Linked DNA regions of Homo sapiens: regions 2, 3 and 4 are each linked to region 1. Evidence: chromatin contacts called from ENCODE Hi-C or POLR2A ChIA-PET data. All regions are on one chromosome and are shown on one strand. The core of a region is the stretch at or near the end of the contact, and the rest is flanking DNA. Distances in the headings are between cores, read along the strand shown.

Region 1 (2,817 bases), core at 47-2,546:
GGGCAGGGTACTATTTAAAATGCTTGTCATGAAAGAATCCTATGAGGGAGATACTATTACTATCACCAATTTGCAGATAAGACAAGGAGGCCCAGATAGGTAAATAACTTGCTGGAGGTCACACAGGTAAGAGGGGGTGGAGCCTAACAGAAGCAATTTTGCTTCAGATTCTCTCAACAAGTGAAACGATGATCATTGAAAATTTGAGAAAGGAAAAAAAAAAACCCTGTTAAATTACAGTCTCGGAAGGAACAGCTACTTTAGTGTAACGGGAAAACACATTTTACTTGCCATGTGTATCTGAAATAAACAGATTTTTTATTTTATTTATTTATTTATTTGTTTAGACAGTCTCTCTCTGTCGCCCAGGCTGGAGGGCAGTGGTGTGATCTCAGCTCACTACAACCTCCGCCTCCCGGGTTCAAGCGATTCTCTTGCCTCACAGCCTCCCAAGTAGCTGGGATTACGGGCGTGCGCCGCCACGCCAGGCGAATTTTTGTATTTTTAGTAGCGACGGGGTTTCACTACGTTGGCCAGGCTGGTCTCGAACTCCTGACCTCCAATGGTCAACCCACCTTGGCCTCCCAAGTGCTGGGATTACATCACATCCGGCCAGAAATAAACAGATCTTTAAATCTAGAGCAAATGTTACATCTTTAGTTTGAATATAGCAGTAGTGTGGGAAAATTCTGTTTACTCTAGTGGATCACTGAAAATAGCCTTACTACCCAGTGGTGAGGACGCCTGGGCTCCTGAGTCTCACACAGCGCCTTGGCCTGGGTAGAGACGCTGCCCCATACTAGCAGGAAGACCTTGGGGGACTTCACTAACCTTGGGCCTCATTCCTCAGAATGGGTAACATAAGCAGAATAAGACAGGCAAATAAAGCCGTATCAGAGGATATGGAGAATAAAGTAGAAACCAACTACAAAATTAACCAAGTAATCTGCCAGAGACAACGGGTGCATAAAGAGAAAGTACACCAATTTAGGGTTATGTCCTAAAAATGTATAAAGACACAAAAAGGCCTTGACATCTTAGAAAACAGGAAAAGTAAAAGAGCAAATAGAAACCAGCTAACAGTAGCAAGTGAAAAGCACATGGCCAACCCCCACCCACCGCATTTACAAACAACAGGAAAATTTCTACAAATCAGTTTCTATGGTTTCACTCAGTTCGCGATCTTAAATCCCCAAACCAAAGCCTAAGCGCGCTCCGTGTAAAAGCGGAGGGGGTTTACGCACCGACACCGGGTGGCCACCTGGTTCCCGCTTGCCCGCTCGCCGGAAGTCGGCCCACCGGGACCGGCGCGGGACCAGCGCGGCACCGCCCCTCACTGCCCCGCCCTACGACGGCTTCCCTGCCCCATTGGTCCGCGCGGCCCTGGGTCTCCGCGGCGAGAATCTAGTCTGATTCCCTCCCGCCCTGGGCGCTGCCTGACTGCTCCCCAGCCGAGACACCCAAGCCTTAGCACGTTTATAATGTGACAGTGGTACGGGGTGCCACGCAGTGTTTCCAGGAGCGCCGGGGGGGAGCGCCAAAATGCTAAACCCATTCTTAGCCAATTGTGCGCCGCTCACGAGTCAGAGCTGAGCAGCTACCGCGGAAAAATCTCGTGACACGCCTGACTCCTGATGAGACTAAAATGCACCGGGCTTTGAATGCCGGTCGCTTAGGACATCCGGCCTATTGCTAAAAAAAAAAATGAGGCTGGTTATAGAACGCACTGGGGAAGACACAGGGCAACAGCGAGTTCCTCCTCTCACATGCCAGTGGGGGCGGGGGCTGAAAAATTCTCTCCCGGATGCATATCCCTGTCGAAACTGAACTTGGCGCCACCTGAGAGCGCCTGAAAGCCGTGTGTTAAACACCGGGTTGCCCTTCTTGCTCTTCTTCCTCTTCGCCTTTAATCTCAGGCACTTAGCAAGCCTGTTAAGGCTCCCAAACACTGCTGGGGACTGACAACTTATGCGGACACGGTCGCCTCAAGAGAGACGGCTCCTGTAATGGCGCCTGCGTCAGACACTAACATGGCGGACATAGTCGTGCGCGGCGCAAACGTCAGCACCTCTACCCCAGCCGCTCAGAAACAGCAGAGGAGAGCAGGGCCGTGCTCACTGATTGGTCCCTCGGTGGAGCGGGCCGGACCGGGCATTCCCTTTGGAGCCAATCAGGAAGGCGAGAGACCGAATTGGCCCGTGCGCCTCCTCCCGAGGCATGCTGGGAGCCTGGAGGACTAGCGAGGAGGAGTTGAGAGAACGGAGCGGACGCCATGGCGACCAACATCGAGCAGATTTTTAGGTCTTTCGTGGTCAGTAAATTCCGGGAAATTCAACAGGAGCTTTCCAGGTAAACGCCTCCCAGATTCTTCTGCTCCCAACGGACCGTTAGGCCCTCACCTAGCCTTCTTTGGCACCTTTCTTCGGAGACGCAGTCGTTCCCCGGCTCAGGCCCCGCTAGGGCCCCGCCTGGGCCTGGGATCCATTTTCCGGGCCCCCCCCAACCGCCCCCCCAGCCGCTCCCTTCCTTTTCCCTCGAGGAACTTCGCCTTTTCCGAGGTAACCCAAGACTCCCTGTTTCAGAACCGAGTTAAGATGTTCACCCTTCTCCCCTGTTTGGGTCCCCCCTGCCGTTTAGCTACTCGTAGGCCCGGTTGTCCGCCAGGGACGGGCCTAGTTCCTTCCTCAGCTCCTCCTCCGCCGCCGCGTATCCCCTCCCCCTCTCGCCTCCGCGGATTTTGCCGGCCGGTGCCTATGACCGGAAAGGGTCTCTAACGGCCGTTTCTTGGTTAATCTTAAATCCTCTTTATTATTGCGA
Region 2 (2,700 bases), core at 77-2,576, 3.5 Mb after region 1:
GGCACACTGGTGACATCACAAGCTCCTCGGGTCCAAACCCTCTCACGCCCTCATTCAAGGCCTTTCCACTTCTTCCCTCCCTCTTACTCTTTCCTAATCAGCATCAGTGCCAGGGGGAAAGGCCTCTGTAGAAAGCCTTGACTTTCCAGTCTGGTTTCAATGTCTCTCCACCGTGCTCCCTGACACTCATCACACTGAGCATTAACTGTAGATTTACCCATCTGTCTCCTCCACAAGACCACGACCTCCTTAAGGGCAGGGACCAGGCTTTATCCACTTTGCCATCGCGTCTGGTGCTGTATAAATATTTGTAGAGACTAAAACCTCCTAGGCTAGTGCTGGCACACGGAACACTCAGCAAACACGAGATCCCTTCAGATTTTCTTAAAAAGAGACATAGGGAGAAAGAATCAACAGTTCATGTGTGCACAGTCTAACCAATGTATTCTTCCCTTGTCACTGAACGCCAGAAAAAGCCCCTGGCCATCCATCAGGAAAGTACTTACTGAAGCCAAATTGGGAGCTTAAGAAAAGAACAAAGCCATAAATCGCTCTTTCTGGCAATGGCGACGGTGAATTTTCCACCATTTTTCCTGGGGCTTTAGACAATCTGTGGAAAAGGAACACAATCAGCGTCAGCGATGTGCTCCGTGGCACCATTGATCCATTCTCGCCTCCTCGCTCCGCCGCGGGTACGGCCCCCGCCGCGCAGAACCGCCTCCCGCGCCTCCGTCCGCAACCCGCGCCCCCGCCTCGAGCGCATACAGACACCCAGGCTGGCGCGCGCCCCGCAACAGAAGGGGTGGCGGAGGATAGGGCAGGGAGGGGGGTTCTGGGGCGATAGACGCGCGCTCCAGCTCTGCAAGCGTGGCCTCCCTGTGGGAGGGGAGGGCAGGGAACAAGGCTCGCGCGGCGCCCACCAGCATGCGGGCCTACTAGGTCGCGGCGCCCAGGCCCCGGGCCCTGCCCATTCGTGGAGACTTCTATTTCTCATTCGAGGCGGGGTATGGGGGGGCCCTCGACCTCGGGTCCTTCATACGCCCACCCAGGCCCCTCCCGACACCTCGGCCACCTCAGCGCTGAGTTCTCCGCGCAAGCGCCGACTGGGGAGCCGCAGTGGGGAAGAGGAAAACCTGAGGGAAAGGCCTAGGCGCGACGGCAACCCCCACCCTGGCGCAGGCGCACAACGACCCTCCCCGGGTGGGAGCCAGCGAGCGCGGGGGCGGGCGTGATCCCGCGGCTCGCGACGGCGAAGGAGGGGGCGGTGGGGTGCGACTGCGCACGCGCGCTGCCAGCCCACGTGACGCACCTCGCTTCAACGCCGCCACCCGCTCCCTCCCGCCGTCGGCTGACGTGGAGGGCCGGAGGTGGCGGCGGCGGCGGCGGCGGCTGCTGCTGCTGCTGCCCGCGTCCGAGGCTCGCGGGCGGCGGGCCCGGGTGAGTGCACACCCGGCGCGCTGCCGGGCTCCCGGATGTGTCACCTTGTCCCGCTGCAGCCGAGATGCCGGGGGAGCGGGGCCTTCCACACCCCCTCCGTGGGTGTGTGGTGAGTGTGGGTGTGTGCGCGTCTCCTCGCGTCCCTCGCTGAGGTGCCTACTGTGTCTGCATGGGTTGGGTCCCGCGCGATGAGGGGGTGTGGCCGCCATTGCCTACCCCAGTGGGTTTGCCCCCTTGGTCTGGTGCCCCTTCGCGAGCGAGGCCCTGGGATGCCGGTGCGAGGGTGTGAGTAGTCCCTTTGTGCGCAACCCCCCGCTGCCCGTGCCTCGGCCGGTGCGTGGCTGACACCTCCGCTGGGTGGAGGCGCTCGCGTGTCGCCTCGTCGCCCCTTTTGTGTCGGTGTCCGCGCTCCCTGGCGGCTGCGTGGGCGCTCTCGGCCTTGCAGGTGGCCCCCCTTTGTGTTACTGCCCCTGTCTGTGGGCTGCGCGTCCCCTAGCGCGCGTGGCCGCGCCTTCTGCAATTGCGACCCCCGCCTAGAGCCTTGCTCGCGCAAGTGTGCGTCCTTGCGTGTCTCCGAGTGACGCAGAGTGTCTGCGCATGGGTCCTGTTGAGTGCGTGATCTCTTGTGTGCGGATTTAATTCTGTCGAGTGGGTATCTCTTGTGTGCAGGTTTCGTTGGTGAGCGTGAACGTTCGTGCACACCCCTTGCTGTGTGTGCGTGTCACGACTCTGTTGCCACCTGTTTTCGTGTGAACTGGCAGTCCAGTCCAGGGCCTGTCCCCACGGAACGGACCCAGGAGGGGGGTAACCTCGCCGCTCCCCTCGCCCCCGCGCCTCTTTCTGAGCATTCTCTCCCACAGACGCTAATGGGAAGGGGGGTGGACAGGATCGAGTCTGGCCAGCTGCTCCGCAGTGTTGACGCTGCCAGTGTGGCCTCTTCAGCCAGCCTGTTCAGGAGACAGAATAGGGGGATCAAAGATAAAAAATGAAGCCGAGACGTAGGTGAATTTGGGCTGGTACCAGTGCGCCGTGCCTTTTCCAGTGGCGCCCTGGACGCCAAAACCCCCTCAGTTGCAGAGACCTTTCAAAATATATGCACTCTCCTACTGGGCGATGCGGTCCTTAGGCGTTCTTGATGATATTTAATGGTTTATAGAGTATTTTATGGCATTCACCTAAATCTCTTTCCATTTTGCCCAAGATCCTGGCGAGGGAAACAAGGTAGAAATTTTACAGATTTTACTCCTCCGGAGAGAGCCTTTT
Region 3 (3,029 bases), core at 480-2,979, 3.4 Mb after region 1:
TAGTTAACAGAAGGCCAGCGGAGTCATGAAAATGTTCAAAAGTAAAACTGTCCAAGAAAATCAGACATTCCCATCTCCATGTTTTTATATGTCCAAAATTTCTATTCTGACTTAAATCCTAAATGTAATTGATCCAATTTGGAAACTACTACAAAAAGCTCACCCCTCAATTTTTTGCCATTTTATTGAGTTATCTTTCTCAATCAGGTTAATTCCCAACGCTCTAAGCCATACATTGTATGTAATGCATGAACTTCTTCCCCTTTTGTCTGGGTAGTGTCAGTTATGTGGAGGTGGTACTAGTTATTTGCATAACTAGTACCTTGGGGGACCTGAGAAAACAGTCATTCATATTCAGTGTGACATAATACATATATGGTACTAACAAGAAAGAGTATTTTTTATTTGCTAGTGGCACAATTTCAACCCATATCTAAGCACAGCCTCCAGGCAATGTTCAAACCTGAGATAAGATTCAATTCCCCACAGGGGCTTTACGGTGTGACATATGCAGAAAACGTCATTTTAGTGCTAAAAGTGAGGCAATATTCCAGAAAACAGAGGAAAGGGACAAGAAACAGATTAAAAGCAAAACACGTTTAAATATTAATGAGAACAATGCTACCGATGTCCATGAAATTTTGTGCAGTACTGCACTGTGAAGCTAAGCCCATTTCCAAAAACAGCTGAATGGAAAGATCTATTGTTCCCTTTACAGCAAGGCAGCAGACTTTTTACAGAGATTAATTGACTGGCCCAAGTCACAAGGTAGGTGACAGAGTGGGCTGAACACGTAACCACCATCCTAAGCACTGGGTCAAAAAAAACAAAGGCTGACTGTCAACTGAAATTTAAAAGACGCAAAGACCATCAGTCGGGTGCCCAAGTTGGTGAATGATGCAACCAACTGACAGAAGATGGAGAGGGAAAAGGGCAGTTTTTGTAAATTTGGGGACATCTGACAAAAAGCTGATGACACAGGTGGGAGTTTTTTGTTTGGGATTTTTTTTTTTTTTTCTTAAGACAGGGTCTTGCTTTGTCACCCAGACTGGAGTGCAATGGCTCAATCATAGCTCACTGTAGCTTCAAACTCCGGGGCTCAAGTGAACCTCCCGGGATCAAGTGACCCTCCCGCCTCACCCTCCAGAGTAGCTGGGACTACAGGCGCGTGCCACCACGCCGACCTAAGTGTTTTTTTTGTTTTGTTTTTTGTAGAGAGGGGTCTAGCTATGTTGCCCAGGCTGGTCTCCATCTCCTGGGCTCAAAGCTGTCCTTCCTCCTAGGCCTCCCAGAGTGCAGGGATTACAGGCATAAGCCACCGCTCCCGGCCCGCCACAGCTGTCTCTCCTGGTTCACGGTCACCCAAACGCCGGCTCGAAGTGTGGGAGAGGAGGTTGGGGGCGACCCCAGGTGGGCACTGCTGGCGTCCGGCTGTCAATCCACAGCTCACGTCCTCACAGGTGCGCGCCTAGAGTCACGCGTCCAGCACCGCCCGGCTGGCCGGGAAGAGGCGACCGGGTCCGTGGTCCGAGTCCCGCACCTCCGGCCTCTCTCTGGGCCCCGGGGCAACAGCCCCTCCCGGGCCGCACAGGCCGCACTGAGGGCGCCACTCCGGGGCTCCCGAACTCCCGGGCTCCCGGCGGGGACGAGGCGCAGGGACGGGGGCACTTCCGGCTCGCGGGGCCCGGGTCGCCCGCCCGCCCGACCCGCCCACCTGGCTGTCGCTGACGCAGAAGACGCGGCCGCCACGGCTCAGGCACACGCGGGCGCCCGGGGGCTGCGCGGCCGCGCCGCAGAAGGTGAAGGAACAGCGCGAGGCACGCAGCCGCCGCACCGTGGCGCGCACGAGCTCAGCCGGCCGGCGACCCCAGCGCGCCCACAGGTACAGGTAGCACAGCGTGATGAGCATGGCCGCGCCGCCGGCAGGGCGAGCCCGCCTTGCCCGCCCGCCCCAGCGCCCCAGGCCCGGCCCCGCCCCGGCCGGAAGGGCCGCGCCGCCCCCCCGGGCCAGGCGGCGCGGGGGTGGGGACGGCGGGGGAGGCGGGGACCCGGAAGGTGACGCGGGCAACTGGAGGCTGCGGCGGGAGGGGCGGGGGGGGGTGAGGCCGCGCCCGGCTGTGTGATGGGGAGCTCCGGAGGCCGCGCCCAGGGCTGGTGGCGGCGGCGAGGGGCAGCGCTGGGGCGGGGGGTGTGCACCGGGGTCAGGGGACGCCGGGGCTGCACCCGGAGAGGGGGCTCGAGGGAGTGGAGGCCGGGGTGCGGGGCCGCGCCAGGGCTGAGGAGTGGGATGGGTATGTTGTGGATGCGGGGGAGGGGAGGCTCCAGTGGCTGCCCGACCTGTTTAAGCCAAGTCCGGCCTCCCTTCCTTGGAGGGGTGGGAGGCGGATTGAGGAGGGGGCTCTGCCTATGTTCATAGCTGCCAAGGCCAACCTTTACTAACCAGCAGCACACCGGGAGTCCCAGAGCGCTCCACAGCCGCTACCCAGTCGACTTGGGAAAATAAGATAAGGCCGTTTTTATTAAATTATACTAAGCCTTCATGCAAAAGATTTTAAGGTCAATCACATACATTCACGGGATGCAATAATGTTTTTTTAAATAAGGACAGGAAACAGAAATTGAAGACAGATAAGCACCAAGAAGGCTGCCTCTAAAAAGGCTGTGCCAGGAAGGCTCCCTATGGTGTTCTTGCTACATGTGGGTCAACAGTTTGACTGTAAGCATCCTAACACCAGTGGGAAAAGGAAAACATCACCATGATTTGGTGTTCTTGTCTCCAAGGGAAGCATAATTAGTCCTGACACAGAGGCTTCTCCCATAGAACCTCATTTCTTTAAAAGGCATTATGTAAAGAACGTGTTCTGAACAGCTGCGAAGCACAGCAAAGAATTCCATCCAGTGGCTTCCTATTCTGGCCCTCGCTGAAAATAGGTGGCAAGATGCAGCAAAAGCAATCATGTACACCACGTCCATGTCTTAATCTAAGGATAGTTTTTGTTTGTTTGTTTTTGAGACAGTCTCTCTCTGTC
Region 4 (2,700 bases), core at 195-2,694, 3.8 Mb after region 1:
AATATTGTTTATAAGATTTTATCTGTTGTCACATTTGTGAAATTTATGAAAAAAATTGGTTACGAACACTATCACAAGGTGGCAAAATCAAGCTTAGAAATCAATTAGTGACTCTGCTGTAAAATAGTATATATATACACACACACTCTTTTTAGGTATACATTTATTAAATGCCATTAGAGTTGGTACAAAATACAATTTTTAGCTGGTGGCTCTCTACCGATTACAACGCAGCCAGCACAGCATACTTGGGTTTTCAAGCCTCGGGAGCTCACCCAGCAATACATAGCTAGGGAGAAGGGGTAGGGAGAATAAAAATCAGCGAAAGCCAGGATATTAATAAAGAGTTTTGATGGTTAAGGACAAGCAGGCGAATTAAGACTCTGGAAACCGAGAAGGTGTATAGAAAAGAAAACCAGAGAGCTGGACGACAAGGACACAGTAACAGCACAAGGGGATTCATCTAAAGGGCATTCCGATGGAGCAGGCAGGCTGCGCCCCGAAAGGTGGGGAGAGGTTGGAAGCAGATGGGCAGGCACAGGCGAGCGTGCACTGCCTGAAAAAGTTTTCATGATGGCTCCAGCCTAATTTCCCAACGCTGGTCTCGGGCGCCACAAAACCTGGGCGGCCCGACCGGAGCCAGGTGCCAGCCTCAGGGCCGCCGGGCCCGGCGCAGCGTCCGGAATTCCTGCGATGTCTGGGGCGCGGCGGTGGCTCCTCCCCGCCCCCACCACGGCCTCCGCCGGCATTTTCCGGCTAGGAGGCCCGCCAGCCCTTCGAAGAACCGGCTCCACGCGCGGACGGTCGCGGCCGCCGCGCTTCCCGGGGAGAGAGGCGAGCGCGGCGCCCGGACCGCGGTGAGAGCCCTCCAGGCCCGGGCGCGCGGGGTGGGCTTCCCGGGTCCCCGCCCGAAGGCCGCGGCGCCCCTCCTCCTCCCCCTCCCCCGCCCGGGGCAGCCCGCCCCTCCCCCCGGCGCGGGCGGGGCTGCGGGCGCCGACGCGGAAGCGCGGGGCGCTAGGGCTGCGGGGGCGGCGGCGCGGGAGGCCGCGCGCGCTCCCCGGGCCGCAGTCGGCGCGGGCGCGGGGCGGGGCGGGGCGGCCGGGAGGCGGCGGGCGATCGCGCACAGGCCTGGCCGCCGCCTCGCCCCCCCTTCCCCAGCCCCTACCCTCCCTCGGCCTAGCCGTCCCCCTCCTCTCCCCTCCCCCGGGCGAATCACGCGCCCTCCTCTGACACTCGTAGCGGACCCGAGCTCCGAATTTATCCTTCACGTGACCTGAGGGGGTTGGGTGGTTGGCTGGGGACAGAGGGGGAGACGGAAAGGAGGGAACGGAATCTGCCGTTACCTGAGCAACAGGCCCCGCCCGCCGGCTCGGGGCTGGGGGGCGGGAGGAGGACGTCAGCACGTCAGCCGGGGTTTTGCGTTTTGATTGACAGTTGCTATAGCGACCGGGTCGGTCCGTCGCCATTTTGTTGGTTGGTTTTTTTTTAAACCCTTTCGCTTCCCGCCCGAATAATAATAAAAAGCCCCATTGGAGTGAGGCGGGGGTGGCGGCGGCAACCGCGGCGGGGGTATCCGGGGAGACTGCTGCTGTCGCTGCTGCTGATCGCGGCCCAGGTCGGCCTCAGAGAGCGGACACCCCGAGCGGGGGGTGCGGGCGCCGCCGCCGCCGCTTCTGCTGCTGCTGTTCCTGCTGCTGCTGTTGGTGCCGCTGCCGCCGCCGGCGAGCAGGCGGGACCGGTGTGAGTGCGAGTGTGTGTGCGAGGGAGCGTGTGCGAGGGCGATTGTGCGCGCGAGTGTGCGGGTGTGTGCGAGTGTCTGTCTGTCTGTGCGGGGACTCGGGGGCGGGCGGTTCGGGCTCTCCTGGCGGAGGAGCCGCCGCCGCCGCCCGGGCCCCGGCGCTTCTCGCTGCGCAGGTTCGGAGCGCGCGCCATTTTGTGAGATTTACAAAATCCTCCTCGGGAAGAAGCCGCCGGCAGCAGCCGCCGCTCGGCGCCCGGCCTCGCCGACGCCGCCCTCTGCGCCGGGCCGGCCGTGCGGCCCCGCCGCCTGGAATCGGGGCCCGGGGACTGCGGTATTTGCCGGGGAGGGGGCTGTCGCCTCCCCGGCCCCGGGCGCCGCTGGAACCGCGAGCCGAGGAGAGACTGAGCAGGCTGCGGCGCGGCCAGGAGCCGGAGCGCCGGGGGCGGAGAGAGGCTGCCGGGGCGGCGCTGGCTGCGGAGGCCGCGGCGGGAGCGCGGCGCGGGAGCCCGAGGCTGAGACTCACCGGAGGAAGCGGCGCGAGCGCCCCGCCATCGTCCCGGTGAGTGTCCGGCCCGGCCGCGGCCCCGCCCGGCCTGGCGCTCGGCTCCCCCGGCGGCCCGCAGCCGGGCCGGAGCCGAGGCCGGCCGGGCGGAGGGAGGGACCTGCCATTTTAGGAGGAGGCGCCGCGGGCCCAGGGCCGGCCGCCGGGGGAGGGAGCCTCAGGCCGGGTCCCGGAGGAGCGGCGGGCGCGAGCGGAGGGAAAGTTGCGGAGGGTGGGAGCGGGGGCCGCGGCCTCCCGGGAGCCGGGGCCTGGGGGGCCGTAGACAGCGCCAGACCTTCACTGGCCGCCCGAGCGAAGGGGTGGAGGTTGTCTTCCTCCTCCTCCTCCTCCTCTTCCTCCTCATCCTCTTCCCCCAGCTCCTCCCTCGTCCCTCCTCTCGGTCCCCACCAGTGTGGGA

What was found. Hi-C counts contacts between places; a loop is a spot of excess contacts on that map. ChIA-PET counts read pairs that join two places held with the same protein, here RNA polymerase II (POLR2A). Pooled maps may share reads with other maps.
Region 2: a loop to region 1 is called in a map of CD4-positive, alpha-beta memory T cell, with 12 times the contacts of the local background. The contact joins the promoter of TTC3 here to the promoter of GART in region 1. A Hi-C loop is called at or near these places in 1 of 168 maps with a recorded cell type or tissue (CD4-positive, alpha-beta memory T cell) and 8 of 50 pooled maps. POLR2A ChIA-PET finds 5 or more read pairs at or near these places in 1 of 52 experiments (GM12878).
Region 3: a loop to region 1 is called in a pooled map, with 8 times the contacts of the local background. The contact joins the promoter of HLCS-AS1 here to the promoter of GART in region 1. A Hi-C loop is called at or near these places in 4 of 50 pooled maps. POLR2A ChIA-PET finds 5 or more read pairs at or near these places in 2 of 52 experiments (BJ and WTC11).
Region 4: a loop to region 1 is called in a map of naive thymus-derived CD4-positive, alpha-beta T cell, with 6 times the contacts of the local background. The contact joins the promoter of DYRK1A here to the promoter of GART in region 1. A Hi-C loop is called at or near these places in 1 of 168 maps with a recorded cell type or tissue (naive thymus-derived CD4-positive, alpha-beta T cell), 2 of 37 single-sample maps with no recorded cell type and 11 of 50 pooled maps.

Annotation. Positions count from the first base shown.
Region 1 is chr21:33,540,821-33,543,637 of GRCh38, forward strand. GART (phosphoribosylglycinamide formyltransferase, phosphoribosylglycinamide synthetase, phosphoribosylaminoimidazole synthetase) reads right to left here and starts at 1,297. Exons shown (of 22, transcript NM_000819.5): 1 at 1,245-1,297. SON (SON DNA and RNA binding protein) reads left to right here and starts at 2,218. Exons shown (of 12, transcript NM_138927.4): 1 at 2,218-2,349. The coding sequence starts at 2,273. RefSeq lists silencers at 1,173-1,462, 2,503-2,592 and enhancers at 1,613-2,062, 1,627-2,358, 2,263-2,322.
Region 2 is chr21:37,071,928-37,074,627 of GRCh38, forward strand. TTC3 (tetratricopeptide repeat domain 3) reads left to right here and starts at 1,327. Exons shown (of 46, transcript NM_001330683.2): 1 at 1,327-1,546. PIGP (phosphatidylinositol glycan anchor biosynthesis class P) reads right to left here and starts at 1,144. Exons shown (of 5, transcript NM_153682.3): 1 at 1,073-1,144; 2 at 507-610. The coding sequence starts at 588. RefSeq lists silencers at 615-894, 1,135-1,454, 1,675-1,734 and an enhancer at 1,042-1,336.
Region 3 is chr21:36,964,730-36,967,758 of GRCh38, forward strand. HLCS-AS1 (HLCS antisense RNA 1) reads left to right here and starts at 1,730. Exons shown (of 4, transcript NR_186434.1): 1 at 1,730-1,882. It overlaps HLCS (holocarboxylase synthetase), which reads right to left and starts at 1,940. Exons shown (of 11, transcript NM_001352514.2): 1 at 1,715-1,940. The coding sequence starts at 1,909. RefSeq lists an enhancer at 1,293-1,342 and silencers at 1,402-1,732, 1,453-1,782, 1,853-2,322.
Region 4 is chr21:37,365,329-37,368,028 of GRCh38, forward strand. DYRK1A (dual specificity tyrosine phosphorylation regulated kinase 1A) reads left to right here and starts at 1,445. Exons shown (of 12, transcript NM_001347721.2): 1 at 1,445-2,300. RefSeq lists enhancers at 1-906, 438-517, 1,831-2,700 and silencers at 658-837, 868-1,177, 1,758-1,907, 2,098-2,177, 2,418-2,557 and 1 more.